Linked DNA regions of Homo sapiens: region 2 is linked to region 1. The links are chromatin loops, found by intact Hi-C in ENCODE. Cell type or tissue: ovary. All regions are shown on one strand. Each heading gives the region's core, and the rest is flanking DNA. Links, peaks and the distances in the headings are about the cores only.

Evidence for each region. A loop is a pair of places that touch in the nucleus more often than their neighbours do. Peaks named below come from ENCODE experiments on the same cell type or tissue, not always from the same donor. Only the 100,000 strongest peaks of a DNase experiment are listed, where the experiment ranks them.
Region 2: a loop joins it to region 1, with 2.0 times the contacts of the local background. A loop is called at or near these places in 4 of 110 quality-filtered maps.

What each region holds. Positions count from the first base shown.
Region 1 is chr5:57,400,347-57,408,685 of GRCh38, forward strand. All of the region lies in intron 1 of RMEL3 (enriched in melanoma 3), which reads left to right. Among named protein-coding and RNA genes, the nearest start is that of RMEL3, 9.4 kb to the left of the region's middle. In ovary, for the core only: no CTCF peak of the experiment used is centred there; no DNase peak of the experiment used is centred there; H3K27ac peaks cover 3,040 bases.
Region 2 is chr5:57,452,567-57,460,905 of GRCh38, forward strand. The region is part of intron 1 of RMEL3 (enriched in melanoma 3); the gene reads left to right. Among named protein-coding and RNA genes, the nearest start is that of ACTBL2, 26 kb to the right of the region's middle. In ovary, for the core only: no CTCF peak of the experiment used is centred there; a DNase peak (open chromatin) is centred at 4,386; H3K27ac peaks cover 1,343 bases.

The sequences.
Region 1 (8,339 bases), core at 69-8,068:
CACCAGCATTTATTTTTTCTCTTTTTGATAACAGCCATTGTAACTGGGGTGGGATGGTACCTCATTATAGTTTTGATTTTCATTTATCTCTGATAATTGGTGATACTGAGCATTTTTCCATATATTTTTGACCATTGTTATATATTTGAGAAATGTCTGTCCAGATCATTTGCCCATATTTTAACTGGATTGTTTATTTTTGCTGTTGAGATGGTTGAGTTCCTTGTATATTCTGGATAGGGATCCCCTGTTAGGTGAATAGTTTGCAAATGCTTTCTTCCATCCTGTAGGTTGCATTTTATTCTGTTGATTGTTTCTTTTTTTGTTATGCAGAAGCTTTTTAGTTTGATATACTTCCTTTTGTTTATTTTTGCTTTTGTTGCCTGTGCCTTTGAGGTCTTAGACTTTAAATCTTTTTTCACACCAATGTCCTAAAGTGTTTCCCCTATGTTTCCTTCTAGTAGTTTTTATTTTTTTATTTTTTTAATACGGAGTTTCACTTTTGTTGCCCAGGCTGGAGTGCATTGGTATGATCTTGGATCACTGAAACCTCTGCCTCCTGAGTTCAAGCGATTCTCCTGCCTCAGCCTCCCAAGTAGCTGGGATTACAGGCATGCACCACCACGCCCTGCTAATTTTTGCAGTTTTAGTAGAGATGAGGTTTCACCGTGTTGGTCAGGCTGGTCTCAAACTCCTGACCTCAAATGATCCACCCACCTCGGCCTCCTAAAGTGCTGGGATTACAGGCGTGAGCCACTGCTCCCGGCCCTTCTAGTGGTTTTAAAGTTTCAGGTCTTACACTTATGTCTTTGTTTGACTTTGATTTGATTTTTATACAGAGTGAGAGGTGTGGGTCTAGTTTCATTCTTCTGCATATGGATATTCAGTTTTTCTAGCATTATCTATAGCATTATCTATTGAAGAGACTGTCCACTCCCCAATAAGTGTTCTTAGCACCTTTAGAAAAGTCACTTGGCTGTAAATATGTGATTAATTTCTGGGTTCTCCACTCTGTTTCATTGGTCTATGTTCTGTTTCTATGCCAGTACCATGCTGTTTTTGTTACTCCAGCTTTGTAGTATATTTTGGAGTCAAGTAGTGTGATGCTTCCAGCTTTGTTCTTTTGCTTAGGATTGCTTTGGATATTTGGGGTCTTTTGTTGGTTCCATACAAGTTAAAACTTTTACAAAAATTTCTGTGAAGAATGTCATTGATATTTTAATAGGGATTGTATTGAATCTGTAGATTCCCTTGGGTAGTAACAATTAAGGTTTTTTTTTTTTTTGACAGGGTCTTACTGTGTTGTCCAGGCTGAAGTGCAGTAGTGTGATCTTGGCCCACTGCAACCTCTGCCTCCTGGGCTCAAGTGTTCCTCCCACCTCAGCCTCCCAAGTAGCTGGGACCACAAGCATGTGCCACCACGTCTGACTCCTTTTTTTTTTTTTTTTTTGTATTTTTTGAATAGAAGGGGTCTTGCCGTGTTACCCAGTATGGTCTTGAACTCCTGGACTTGAGCGATCCACCTGCCTTGGCCTCCCAAAGTGTTGGGATTACAGGCATGAGCCACCACACCTGGCCCGCAACTAAGGTTCTTAATGTGACTGCAAATATTTAGATTTTGCAATGGTTATCATGAAAAGAATGGTTGCTGCTTTGAATAGAGTTGAAATGTCAATGGATAAAATTTTAATCTCTGCCTGCAAACATACAAATAAGAAACAGGCATTTGTATTTACATCTCTTGGAAAGTTTTAATTTGTTTTTTGGATACATGAACTATACAAATCATGCATGAGCTCTTCTAAATTCTAAGGGGAAAGATAAACAAAATGATGGTAAATAAATGTTTCATTACTATTTATTATTTCAGCTATATATTTGTTTGGGCCAAATTAATGATTCTACCAGTTTTACTATTTTTTTCTAATCTGTATACTCATCCATTGGAATCACTTATGTGACTATTTCCACTATGTGTGTACCTTACAGTAGAGTCTTACAGTAGAGGACTCAATCTTAAATTATAATATGGTTCTAGTGGGAACATGTAAGCTGCTTTGCAAAGATGCCCTTTGAAATGATCTACCTTATACTACTTGCCTTTATAATGATCTGCTTTGCTATGCTCTTTTAAGGCATTACACTAGAGAGCAGAACAGTAAAAAGATCATACGCTTTCAAAACTTCCACCTGTCATTCATTGCAAGTCCTTGTCTTTGGCATTTTCATCTTTCCACATCAGTTGCTACAATTTCTTTCAGGGTATAATTACATCCACGTTATTTCACTTCCATTTTCTTTAGTCAGTTTAGGGGAAGAAATCCTTAGCAAAATAACATTTAAAACAACTGAGAGTTTTCAATTTTGAAGAAAGACATTATGAAACTGCATAGTAAGGGAATATAATCTTTTCAATTTAATTTAGTCCATATGTTTTGACAAAAGATAAAAAGAATTTCATATCATAAAAGAAAATAAATGTAACTCTGAGAGTAGTGTATTTCCCCCCCAAACAGTTTGTTCACTATTTTTAGAATGTATTTGATCTTTGATATTTTTCCAAAATCAGAGCCAAAGTGAATATTGTCAAAGACCATCCGGTTAAATGCATACATGGCTTCCTGTAGGCCTTCAATTTAGTGCGACAAGCATTTGTTAATCATGTCTGCATGCAGGACAATGAAGCAGATGACAATCAGTGCTTTGATTCTTTCTGAGGGAAAAGGACACTACAAGGATATATGCAATAATAGAGCAATACGGAATTTAATTCTAGGACCAATAGCAAATACTATTCATTACAATGTGGGAAACACTGAGCTAATTACTGTAGCTACAAGGGAGAATAAAAAGACATTGTTTTTGCCCTCAAGGAGTTTACAGTCTAGTGGTGGAGAAAAGAGAAAGAGAACGACAGCGAGAGTAAGAGAGAGAGAGAAAAAATTAATTACAGAAATCAATATAATTGCAAACTCTGATGGGTGCTATAAATCCATAGTCAGGGTGCCATGTTATACAGGGCAACCTAGTCTGTGGATCCCATCACCAAACAAGTGACAGTTAAGCTGAGATGATGCCCCTGTCCTAGCTCACACAGATGATAATATTTGAAGAGAGTTTAATTCAGGCACCCTTTACAGAGATGAGGTGGGAGGAGGAGAGTCATGTGGGATAGTGAAGCACCTAAAGATAGTAACACTGGGATCATCACATTCCTTGGGCTGAAAGGATGAGGGAGCCACTTCAGAACCCAGAAGGAGAGAGCCATATGGAGAGGAGCTGGAATCTTTGGTTGAAGGACCAGAAATCCTGAAGTGGCCTAGCAGGGAAAGGAGCTGAGGAAATAAATACCTCTGTCCCCCGCTAGCTCCTGCTGGGCTTCCTATTGGCTGAACCTAATGGGAAGCCAGTGGGCAAGGGAGACAGGCCCCACCAGGTTTGCTTCTTGGGGCAGAGAGTAGAATGGGGAAGGGTGGCGAGCAGATCTGGGGAGGAAATAGGAACTATCCAACAGAGATGTGTAGAAATTGATAAGGGAAAGAGGCAGGGACAGAGGTCTAGGGTGTGAGGAGGAGGGCAGACGGAAATACATGCACAAAGGTGAGGTGGTGAAGGAGGATTGTGTGAAATCCAGGAACAGGAGAGGATCCATGGTGACCATGAGTTGGACTTGGGTCTACATATTTAGAGCAGTGGGAAGAGACACTGGAGAGTTTCATAAGGGATGGGGCAGGGGAGGTGGGGAGGAGAGAAGATGAATAAATGGTCTTTGAAAAGATCAGGAGGGACTGCACAATGCCAGAGTGGATGACAAGGGTCAAGGTCAAAAGGTGTTAAAGTCGCTTTGTAATATTCGTATGTTTTATAGTCTAATGCTGTATACATGGCTCTGTAATTTGCTCTTGTTAAACTAATACATAGTGTATATCTTTCCAATTAATACCTCCTTTTAATAGCTGTATAGTATTTTGTTGTGCATATAAATATCTTTAATCTTATGAAGATATTTATACGTGGTCAGTTTTTTCTCTTGTGTGCAGTGCTGCTGTAACTGTTCTGGTATCCTAGGGGCAGATTCCTAGAGAAGAATTGCTGAGGGAAGGCATGTGACCTGTTTGTAGGTGCTGCCAAAGTGACCTTGAAAAAGGTTATACTGATTTTCACTTGGGAGGACTATTTCTAACTAAATGGAATTTTATGTTTTCATAAACTAGAAAACTATACCTCACTTATAAAATGTATTTTAAGTTTTTTCAAAAACAAATCCTGACTACTCACTTGACATTACCTTAGATGTGGGCTCATCTACTCCTGTATCTAGTGACCGTTATTCTTTTTTTCAAAAAAGAATTTTTTTCTATTTAAAAATAATAGCTTGAAAAATAGTAAACAATTAAAAATATTATTCAATATTTGTTAAAAATCTCTAGATCTAATTTAAATATTGAAATGTGACTTCGTTACAGAACTAAAATTGTTGAGGAAAAATACCATCTTGTGAAAAACTTCAGTTATATCACAGATTGGAGTAAATCCCAATGGGAATTTTAATTTTTTAAATGAACTATATTATTTGTTCTGTCAGATAAATTGATACTTTTTAGTAGCCAATAAAATTTTGGGTAACTTAACACACACAAAAAACAACCAAAAGACAAACAACCAAACCAAGGAACTTATAAAACCCCTGGAAACACCATGCAAGTGATTTAATATGTTAGATATATTCTAATTATGAACCACAATTCTAATTAATTCTAATTAAAAACCACAGTGTAGCTGCATTACTTCATTAATCATAGTTTCATAAACACCAAAATGAAAAGAAAAAGAGAATAAAAGGTAGCAGTGATTTTCTTGAACAGAGGGACATACTAGTCAAAACTTTGGGTTGCAAGTGACAAAGCCTAACTCAATGAGGGCTGAGCACAAAAAGGGAATTTGCTTGCTCCAAAACTAGAAAATACAGAACAGAAGTGGCCACAGGTACTTGATCCAAACACTCAAAGGATGTTGACCGATTGTGTTCCGTCTTCCACACTCTATTCTCCATCATTTCACCTTCCCTCATATTTTAACTCATTTCTCTCAGTGTTTCATTTCTTCTGCACGTGGCAGGCAAGATGGCTACCAGCAGTACAGGACCAGAAGATCAGAGCTTAGCACCCACAAGGGCAAGAAAGCTGCTTCTTTTTAGAGGAGACAGGGATGATTCCCAGCAAAATTGGCCCTAATCTTAAGAAACAATTTAAGCTCTCTGAAATACACTTTCCACATTTGTAAAAGCTTTGTGAGTTTAAATGAATGTTGTATGTAACATATGAGTGCAGTGCCAGGTACAAGGCAGATGTCCAATAAATGGTAGCCCAAAAGAAAGAGAAAGTTGAGAAATGGTGTGCTTTGGAGAGGAAGACAATGAGTTTTCATGTTCTAGTGGTGTCTGAGGTGCTCATGAGAGACTTGGAAAGAAATGTCTAGCAGGCAACCAGTGACAGGGATCTGACACTTGGAGGCAACTTTTGGGAGAGATTGTGGTTAGAATCATGGGAGTTTGCTACAGATTTTAAGGCCTCTTTGCGCTGACCAAAGAAATCCTAGCTTGTAGTTACAAATATGGGTTCTGTGTTGGGAAGAGCTGAAGGGGTGGCCATGCCCTAGAGGTGGGTTGGAACAATATCTCTCCTGGGACTTTTGTGCCAAAACAGAGTTGTGTTTTTCTATTGTTCTCTCAGGAGATTCTTGCCTAGAGCTTGGGTTGTTCCTTTTTCTTATTGCTATTTTTATCCCCTTGATGGTGTGGGTTTTTTTCTGAAATTTCACTTCATTTATTTCAAAACAGTGCTTTAAAAAACATCATGCCATTATTATTTCCAAGTACTATGTGAGGTCACAACAGTGAACATTACAAATAGCAATGAAGCAGATTAGAGCAGTTCTTTCTGGGATCAGATTCAAGATTTATCTACAGGACAGAGGTCTCTGGAGGAATCTTTGATATCCAAAGGGTACAGTCAACTCCTAGCAGTCATTGGCAGAATTCAGGGCAGAGAAACAACTGTGGATATATGAAGATATATGTGTAGTGTCCTGTTTGAGGGTGTAAACTACTGATTCTGAGGGGTCATTTATAGAATCTGCATAACTTTTAGTTTAATGTGGACCCCTAATTAATGGTAAATAATAATAATACCTACCACTCAGAATGCTTAGGTGATGTAAGAAGAAGTTTACCCCTGAAAGAGAAAAATGGAGGGAAATTACATTTAATAACAGGATGAGTGTAATAGTTTTTATCACTACTGTAACAAATCATCACAAACTTAAGAAGAGTTTAAAACAACACAGATTTATCATCTCATACTTCTGTAAGTCAGAACCGTAGGTTGGCTAGGCTGATTTCTCTGCTTCAGGGCTCACAAAAAGGCCAGGCTGCGTTCCTTTCTGGGGGCTCTAGGGAAGAGTTCACTTCTAAGCTCATTGAGGTTGTTGGCCAAATTCAGTTTCATGTGTTTGCAGGACTGAGGTCCTCACTTTCTTGCTGGATCTTAGCCAGGGGTCTTTGTCAGCTTCTAGAGGCCACCTGGATTCTTTGGCTCATGGCCCCTTCCTCCATCTTCAAAGCCAGAAATGGTGGGTGGAGTGCCTCTCACACTCTGCATCCCTCCAGCCTCTTCTTAGGTCTCCTCCATCCTGCAGCACCTCTCTGAAGGACTCTTTTGCCTTCCTCTTCTGCTTCTAAGGGCTCATGTGATCATAATTATGCCTACCTAGGTCATCCAGAATAATCTCCCTTTTTAAAGTCAGCTCATGGGTAACCTTAATTCTGTCTGCAACACACCTTCACAGTAGTATTTAGATTCATATTCGATTGAATAATCAGAGATGAGAATCTTGGGAGGACATCTTTAAAATTCTGCCTACCACAGTGGGTTAAATGGGATTGACAGAGCTTCTTCCCCAGTGGATCTCTATAGGGCTTTTTAGAAGTTCTTATGGTTCTTTCAGAATTTAGGACATTTTCTATGATTATATTAACAGAATTGAAGAGTCTGATCTACATAGACCCGCAAGAGAGTCAAAAATATACTGTGTATGTGTGTGTGTATGTTTGTGTGTATATGTGTGTGCATGTGTGTGTGTGTGAGAGAGAGAGAGAGCGAGAGAGTGGCGTGAGTGAGAGAGAGAGAGAGAGAGAAAGAGGAGTATGCCCAAACCGGGGAAGCCAGTCTGGCAGATGGTGTAATTTTAAGGCCTGGCTGGGTGGTCAGCACCAGCATGAGTCTGCATCTGCTGCAGTTAGTAGAAGCAAGAGCTGTAGGAAGGAAGAAAGCCAGTGGATTTTTCTGGTTGGTTCTTGGATATGTTCAGGAGGTGTTACGGGCTGAACTATTTTATCCCCCAATTCATATATTGCAGCTCTAACTCCTGGTCCCTATGAATGTGACTATATTTGGAGATGGGGTCTTTAAAGAGGTAACTGAATTAAAATAAAGTCATTCAGGTGGCCCTTAATCCAATACTGTTTGTGTTCTTTTAAGAAGAGGAAATTAAGACACAGAGATGTACAGAGGACACCATTTGAAGACACAGAGAGAAGATGGCCACCTAAAAGCCCAGGGCAGAGGCCTCAGAAGAAATCATCTCTTTGATCTTGGACTCTCGGCCTCCAGAATCATGAGAAAATAAATGTCTGTTATTTAAGTCACTCAGTATGTGGTACTTTGTTATGGCAGCCCTAGTGGACTAATAGAGGAGGATTCGTTTCCACAAGGAAGGCTGAAATCTTGACCAGGGAGAAGCTGGTAGCTCCAGCCTGCAGCAACTATCTTTCCTTCATCTGGTGGCAGCTGGGGTTTTCTCAGCTAGCATGGACCTAGAAAGAATTCTAGTAGCTGCCCACATCCACTCTGGGGTTCATAATGGTGGGCTCTGGCCATTCCCACTCCAGACACCTGTCACGAGTATTTGGGTTGAGGGCACATGCTCCGAGTGGATGTAGGATGGAAGTGGTCTCTTTCTTGGTGATTTCAGGGCCTGCTTAGCAACGGGGTGTGGGCAACTTGCTGCGCATACTCTGGCTTCTTTATTATCTTGTCCTCTAGGGCCCTGCAACCCACAGTCTTGCGATTTTGGCAGAAGGGCTGTGGCATGCCTAGTTTTGGAATGAAAGGAATACTGGGGAAAGGTCAGGTAGTCTGAGTTCCTATCCCAACATTGTAAATGATTAGAAATTTTACTGTGGGCACATTGCTACTTTTCTTCATCTGTAAAATGAAATGGTTGCATTCCAGAATTCTGTGATTCTGTGAATCATTGGTAGATATAGATTACCTAGATGG
Region 2 (8,339 bases), core at 164-8,163, 52 kb after region 1:
TGTAGGTATCACAATATAAATCTAAAGATGATACAACAGAGGCTTGGAGAAGTTGACTCACTTGTCCATGTTCATAACAGTTTTAAGAAGTGGAGACCAGATTGAACCAGGTTCAGCGTTTCTTCGGGTCACTCACTGTGCTGCCCCTGTTCCTTTGCTTTATGGGCCAGCAGGCAGACACTCCAGCTGCTAGGGTCTTTTACCTTCAGACCATGCAGCTTTGGGTGAGCCTTCTCACCTCTCTGTGCCTGGTTTCTCAATTTGATTAGGAGAAAATAATTCTGATCCACTTTGTGAAGATCTGCCAGGGCTAGAAATTGGGAAGAATAAAAGCTTTTGAAAAGTATTAAAGTTTACTATAAGTCCACCAACATTAGACAGTATTGATTGAGTGCTTTTCTTTTCATTGCCCTGGCCCAAGTGCTGTGCAAACCAAGTGAAACAGGGCTGGTTTCAGCCCTCTAGGCACATGTGGTAGACACTTAAGCTAGATTCACTTTAGTGAATAAATAAATAGAAAAAAGAAACACATCAGTGATTGTACAAATATAAACTGATATAGAGCATAAACAAACTGGTTAGGAACAAAATGTTCTTGCAGTGAGAGGACTAAAATTATCCTGCAAAATACAGAAAGAGAAAGGAGCTGCTTTGGTAAGAGTCAGTCTCCATGGGCAAAGGCACCCATTCTCTCCTGGTAGGTGATAAATTTTCTGGAGGGTCAGGGGCAAATTTGAATACATGTTATTAGTGGAACAAGCATTGTATTAGATTGGTGCAAAAGTAATTGTGGCTTTTGCCATTACTTTTAATAGATACGAAGAAGGAAGGAGCTGATAGCATGGTGTCTTCTATGAGACAGCACATTCTAGGTACTCTCAGATGTTCTGTTTTATTTAATCCTAATTCTATAGGGCACCAGACCTATACAGTAAAATTATTAGGCCCATTTTATGAATGAGAAACTGGAAGTTCTGGAAGGTTAAATATTTCATAGCTGATATGTGGCAGATCAGGGTTCTAACCTGGGCCTTTCTGACTCCAGAGTTCCTGTTCTTGCTATCCTATGTGGCATTCTGCTTTGAAAGCACAAGCTTAGAGACAAGAATGGGACATGTTGGTAGGGAGAAAAAGAAGGGAGGCACAGAAAACTACAGATGGGATTGCTGAGTGATCCCAAAGAAGTGCTGGAATCTGGAAGTGTCTTGGGTGTTTTGAGGTGTATGGCTTATATTATAGCTTCTAATCTGTATGTGATAAAGAAAAGAGAGCCAGAGCTGAAGGGTCCGAGTGGGAGGTGCATTAGAATCCAAGAAAACACTGAGGCCTTGCCCAGACCCTGGCTGGCAGAGGGTGTGGCGGCGGTTGCTGTGAGGGTGGGTGGTAAAATCACATCACGATGTGTGGGAGTGTCCTCTCTACTCCCAAATCTACATATCACAGTTGTACCCAGCCTTAATGACCATCTTGAATGCTACCTCTTCTACAGAGCCCTCCAGATTCCACCAAATTGGTGCCTTGTATACTTTCTGTGAATATCTGTTGCTTATTTGTGCTTTCTTTAGGGACTTGGCACATTCAGTTGACTTCTCTGTTATTTTATTTGTTTGTTTGTCTATTTATTTATTTATTCTTGAGATGGAGTCTTGCTCTGTCACCCAGGCTGCAGTGCAGTGGCACAATCTCAGCTCACTGCAACCTCTGCCTCCCAGGTTCAAGTGAGTCTCTTGCCTCAGCCTCCTGAGTAGCTAGGACTACAGGCGTGCACCACCACGCCTGGCTGATTTTATGTATTTTTAGTAGAGACGGGGTTTCACCATGTTGACCAGGCTGATCTTGAACTCCTGACCTCAAGCAATCCACTTGCCTCAGCCTCCCAAAGTGCTGGGATTACAGGCGTGAGCCACCGTGCCCGGCCCCCTGTTATTTTTGTACATGCCATGTCCATCTGACTAGCGACATCCTTTAAGGCAAGGAAATGTTTTCTTCATTTTGGGGGTTCCTATGGCACCTAGGTTAGAAGAGGTACTAAACAATGTTTGTGGAATGAAATGGAAGGCACAGTGGCAGAGTAAGAGGAATGTGGTGTTGCAGCTAACAGCAGTGATTGAATTAATAGTTCTTGCCTGGGAAGGGGCATATTTTAGCGCTAGTCATGACTTCAAAAATTTGAGGCTATTTTTGGCTCCAAATCTTCCTTTCCTCCTGCAGCTCCTCCATGCCTAGGGGGTTAATATTGTTCATTCTTCTCCTATACCTACAGGGAAAACGGGAGAGAAGAAGGAAAGAAAAATGTCACTTACTAAGAACCAACTCTGGGTCACAAAGTGTTTAGTTATTGGATACTCTTAGTTATGAGATGACATTCATTTGGAACAATATTTTAGGGAAAAAATATTACAAAATGACTTGCTGTATATTACATAAACATGTCAACTGTAAGTTTAATTTTCATGAAGAAATTCTGGGATGTAATGTGAGGCTCAATTGCTCTGTTCAACTTTGTCTTGGTGCTACTCCAAATCTGTGTAACCTAAACCTCTTCCTCCTCCTTCTCCTCCAAAATAAATAAATAAATAAATAAAAAGCCTCTGCTTATCAGATTTCAAACATTCACTCTCCACTGAAGCCTATATACCAAATACTTTTTATGGCTTGAGAATGCTTTTTGAGCTCTCACTCCAACTCCTGATTTTCTTAATATATTACTCCTTTAAAAATACTAAAATCTCTCCAGGAGGGCATGGATGATTTTTTTTCCTGCCATCCAATTATTTTGCCAATAAACATATTATCTACTGTACTCCTCATGTATCTATGCTGAGAGGTTGGTGTTATTTTCCTACTTTCCAGATAGAGAAGCAAGTAAAGAAAGGTAAAGTAACTTTCTAAGTTACAAGGAGTGGCAGAGTTAGGATTCGGATTCCGGTTGGTCGTTCTCTGAAGTCAGTGCTTTTTCAGTACACGGGGCTGCTTCATAACATTCACCTCTACTCATACCATGTCTCCGTACCATGTCATGGTACTCATACCATGTCTCCGTACTCATACCAAGTCTCCGTATATGAAAATCCATCATTTCCCAGCAGGGAGCAAGCTCTCAGCACCGCATCAGGCAGTAAACACCAACTCAGAATCTACTGGATCAGGAACCAGCTCTGCCCTAGGGGATCTACGGGAGTGGGGATGTGGTGAGACTTACATGAAATGTAAATTCTGAACAAGCTTTCAGTCTAGCCAGGGAAATGGAAACTGTTCTGAGAAAACTGTGAAACTTTGAAATTATAATTCAGGGCAGTAGTCGTAGGAGTTTGAGGTGGAGAGGAAGGCCCTGCAGCCTCAGGGAGGTCTCAGAGGAGAAAGACAAGACACTGGTGAAGGAAAGTGGTTGGTAGCAAATAAACTCCTGACTCGCTCCCCTCTGTGGCCCCGTTTATGTCCTGTTGAAGAAGATCTGGGTGATGGATGAGACCATCTCTTTCATTCTAAACACGTGCCCATGGGTGAAACAAAGCAAGTCTGCACACGGGAGCTTAATTGCACTCTCGAAATTGAGAGCTGGGAGACACAGGATTTTACAGGGCATTTCAGAAAACCTAACATTAAGTTTACAAAGATTACATTGTTTAGGAAAGAAAAGGACTTTATACTACTCCATCCGTTTTCTCCCTGACCTTTCAGATGAGCCCGGGGGCTTTGAGGGAAAAGCATGGAATGTTGTGCATTGCTTGCTCTAAAACCAGTTCCTGTGTGCGCAGATAGATTTTTTGTTGTTGTTAAAGCTTTGGACTTTGGCTTTCTTTTTATTTCCTTGTTCCTGTAATATATTCCTTTTCTGTGATATGCCGTATGCATCATTAGACATTTGGCAATAGCAGAGATGTCAGAACGTTTGCTTAGTAAGTTTGGGAATAAAGGTGGGGATGGAGAAAGAAGGAGGAGATGGAGTTGAGCTTTAGGAGAAAGGAGAGGAAGAGAAAGGGAAGGAGAGAAAGATGTGTCCCTGGGCCCTCAGCATGGTCGAAGAGGGGTGTTCAGATCCTGTGCTGTTCCCTTGCTTGCAGCTGCCAGGCAGATGGCTGTAATCTGAACACTGACCTACTTAGGGTATCCTCTGCATTGGCTTCCCTCCTGACCCCTTCTATCACATGTGTTCATTCATTTTCCTGGCTGAGCATTTGGGATTTTCCTATTGACATGGTTCTTTCAGATCAGCTTTGCTTCCATCGGTTGTTTTCACTTTTAAGGGTATTTCCTTAGAGAGACGTTTTATTGTACCAGTGCAGCAGCTTTTCTTAGATGGAACTCTTACACTAGAAATGTTGGAGATGATTGTTCAGGACAATCAACTGTGCGTGGTCAGCCTCCCTGCGGAAGGTTGGATCTCAAGGCACAGGAATTGGCAGGGATTTGAGAGAGCAGCAGATGAGAATTCCCAAGGAAGTCTGGCTGCTGGGTGTCCCAGGGCTTTATCAGACATGCTTGTCCTGAAATACCTTCTGAAATGACCTGGACCCCTACATCCTTTTTCTGATAAAGACTATGTGACATAAAAGAGGACTTGATTTGAAGAGTTTTTAAGTGGACATTCTCTCTGTTAATGTAATTTCAATTTCCTTTACCATAAGGGATGTGGTTTCAACTCTGAATATGTCTTTGTTTACCTTCAGATAGAATTCATGGAATTGATTTGCAGAGAAACTATATTTTATATTTCTAGGCCTGAAGACACCTTAATTTACTTGGAAGATGTTTCTTCTCCAGCAGGGTTCTCTCTGCCCACTTCTCCTGCTCTTTAAATCTCTGCGGGTAGGTCTATGTCTCTGTGAGCTTAGAGGAAGACTAATGTATTCCACCTATCTGGTTCACGAACAACCCTTTAATGATGGCAGGAGGAAATACTGCTTATGGATCTGCCCCTCATATTTACAGCTCCCAAGGCAAGAGTACAACTGGAGGTGCACATACTATATGTCTAAATATTTCAACTATAAACCAAACTGTGTCCAAAGCCTGGCCAGCTTCCTGCTTAAGATTCCTATAGTCTATTGGTCCAGCTGCTGGTGCCCTAGAAGCTAAAGGAGAGTGTTTCACTGGGGACCAGGCTGCTCACATGAGCTGAGCAGTAGTCCGACTCTGCTGGGGTGGGGGAAGGCGATCAGTGCCCAGAACTCCTGGTTGGCCTCTGGAGCTATCCAAACTCAGAAAGGGAACCACAGACCAAGTCAAGCTCCCTGAGAGCTGGGAAGGGTGCATTTCCTTCCAAAATACCTCATTAAAAAAAATCTGGGATTTCAAGTAATTCTAAGCACCTCCCAAGATGATACCACTGGAGCAGAAGATAAAACAGAGAAAGGGTATGCAGGTATTTGGCGATGTAAGTCTGTCCACATATACTACATGATTTGCTTTTTTTTTTTTTTTTTTTTTTTAACATTAGGCAAATGCAAGGGCAGAGGCCATGGTTCTCATTCCTCCTTTCCTTCGATCCAGCACAGTCATGCCACAGAGCTCACAGTCCCTAGCTCCATCTGGCCTGGGGGCGCTCATTGGCCCATTCGTCTTTCTTTAGTTTTCATGCACTCAATCAATGATCACACTTTCAAAAAACTTTCTTATGAGACTGAAAAAAAAAGGAAACAAAATCTTTGTGCTTTGGTGTTTGTAGTTGGGTGTTCTTTTAAAGCACAAGGTCCTGCCCAGAGGCTCTTTGGCCTGTTTGTGAGAGGGGTATTGGCTGCTTCGGATTTGATCCTTTATGGAGGTCAGCAACCCCAAGCCAGCCTCTGAGCCAGCACATTTCTCTTCTCTCTCCATCTCCTCCCGATCACCTGTGGCAGCTGCAGAAAGATATTAGGGATGCGTATTTTATTTTTTGTCTCTGGTTTCTGGTTCCTGTTTACTTGGGGCATATTTATGACCATCTTTAATAAATAATACACATTTATTTATATGTATCACATGTATTTATTTATATGCATACATATATACATGTTATTTATTAATAATATTTATTTAATGCTTACTATGACCATCATTAATAAATAATATATAATGATTCTATTCTATTATAAATAATATTTAATGCTTACTGTGCATAATACCACATACACATTATTTCATTGAATCAGCCCAGCAATCCTATAAAATAGGTTCTGTTAATAGACTTAATTTGCAGATAAGAAAACTGAGTTCTGAGGACACAAATTTACATGGTCAAAATCACACAGTGAATAGGACCTGGGGTGGGGAATGAAATCTAGGCCATATGAGCCAAGAGTCCACCATGTCTCACCCAGGTGTGACCAATAATGTGTCCTACTATTCAGGCTTGTGTTTCTGTCTGTATGTGGTTCTCACAGTATCTGAGGCTTATCCATGAGATTCCAAATGAAATAAACAACACCCCCATGGGAGGCAGAATAATGCTACTCCCCCAGAAAAGAGGTCCAAATATCAATTATCCTAACCTGTGAATATGTTACCTTACCTGGCAAAATGGATTTTTCAGGTGTGATTAAGTTAAGGGTGTTGAAATGGGATTATTCAGGTGGGTTCAATGTAATCACAAGTTTCTTACAAGGGAGAGAGGAAGTGGGAGAATCAGAGGAGATGTGAGGGCTGAAGCAAAGGTTGGAGTGATGTAACTGCTGGCTTTGAAGGGAGAAGACAGCCATGAACCCAGGGATGCAGGTGGCCTCTAGAAGGCAGAAAAGGCAAGGAAACAGATTCACCTAGAGCCTCCTGAAGAAACAGACTTGTGGACACCTTGATTTTTGGCTCAGTAGAATGCTTTTCAGATTCCTGACCTCCAGAACTGTAAGCTAATATACCTGTGTTGCTTTAAGTCAAGAAATTGTGGTAATTGCAAGAGCAATAGGAAACTCATGGGGTCTCCTTGCCATATATCTTAACTACCTCTTGCCTACCTGGCAAACTAATGTGGGAACAGAAAACCAAATACACATGTTCTCACTTATAAGTGGGAGCTAAATGATGAGAACGAATGGGCACAAAGAGGGGAACAACAGACACTGGGGCCTGCTTGAGGGAGGATAGTAGGAGGAGGGAGAGCATCAGGAAAAGTAACTATCATGTACTGTGCTATGCTTAGTACCTGGTTGACGAAATAATCTGTACACCAAATCCCCGTGACATGAGTTTACCTATATAACAAACCTGCACATATAATTCTGAACCCAAAATCAAAGTTAAAAAAATATAGTCTTAGTGTAAAGATAAAATATATTTTAGAAATTATTAATTCAAACAAAAAAGAAAAAAGAAATCATAGCCTCCATTCCACTGCTCTTGGGATGCTTTTCTTTATTTTTCTTCTTTTTTTAAATTATACTTTAAGTTTTAGGGTACATGTGCACAACGTGCAGGTTTGTTACATATGTATACATGTGCCATGTTGGTGTGCTGCACCCATTAACTCGTCATTTACATTAGGTATATCTCCTAATGCTATCCCTCCCCCTTCCCCTGACCCCACAACAGGCCCTGGTGTGTGATGTTCCCCTTCCTATGTCCATGTGTTCTCATTGTTCAGTTCCCACCTATGAGTGAGAACATGTGGTGTTTAGTTTTTTGTTCTTGCGATAGTTTACTAAGAATGATGGTTTCCAGCTTCATCCATGTCCCTACAAAGGACATGAACTCATCCTTTTACATGGCTGCATAGTATTCCATGGTGTATATGTGCCGCATTTTCTTAATACAGTCTATCATTGATGGACATTTGGGTTGGTTCCAAGTCTTTGCTATTGTGAATAGTGCCGCAATAAACATACATGTGCATGTGTCTTTATAGCAGCATGATTTACAATCCTTTGGGTATATACCCAGTAATGGGATGGCTGGTCAAATGTTATTTCTAGTTCTAGATCCCAGAGGAATCGACACACTGACTTCCACAATGGTTGAATTAGTTTACAGTCCCACCAACAGTGTAAAAGTGTTCCTGTTTCTTAACATCCTCTCCAGCACCTGTTGTTTCCTGAGTTTTTAATGATCGCCATTCTAACTGGTGTGAGATGGTATTTCATTGTGGTTTTGATTTGCATTCCTCTGATGGACAGTGATGATGAGCATTTTTTCATGTGTCTTTTGGCTGCATAAATGTCTTCTTTTGAGAAGTGTCTGTTCATCTCCTTCGCCCACTTGTTGATGGGGTTGTTTGTTTTTTTCTTTTAAATTTGTTTGAGTTCATTGTAGATTCTGGATATTAGCCCTTTGTCAGATGAGTAGATTGCAAAAATTTTCTCCCATTCTGTAGGTTGCCTGTTCACTTTGATGGTAGTTTCTTTTGCTGTGCAGAAGCTCTTGGGTTTAAT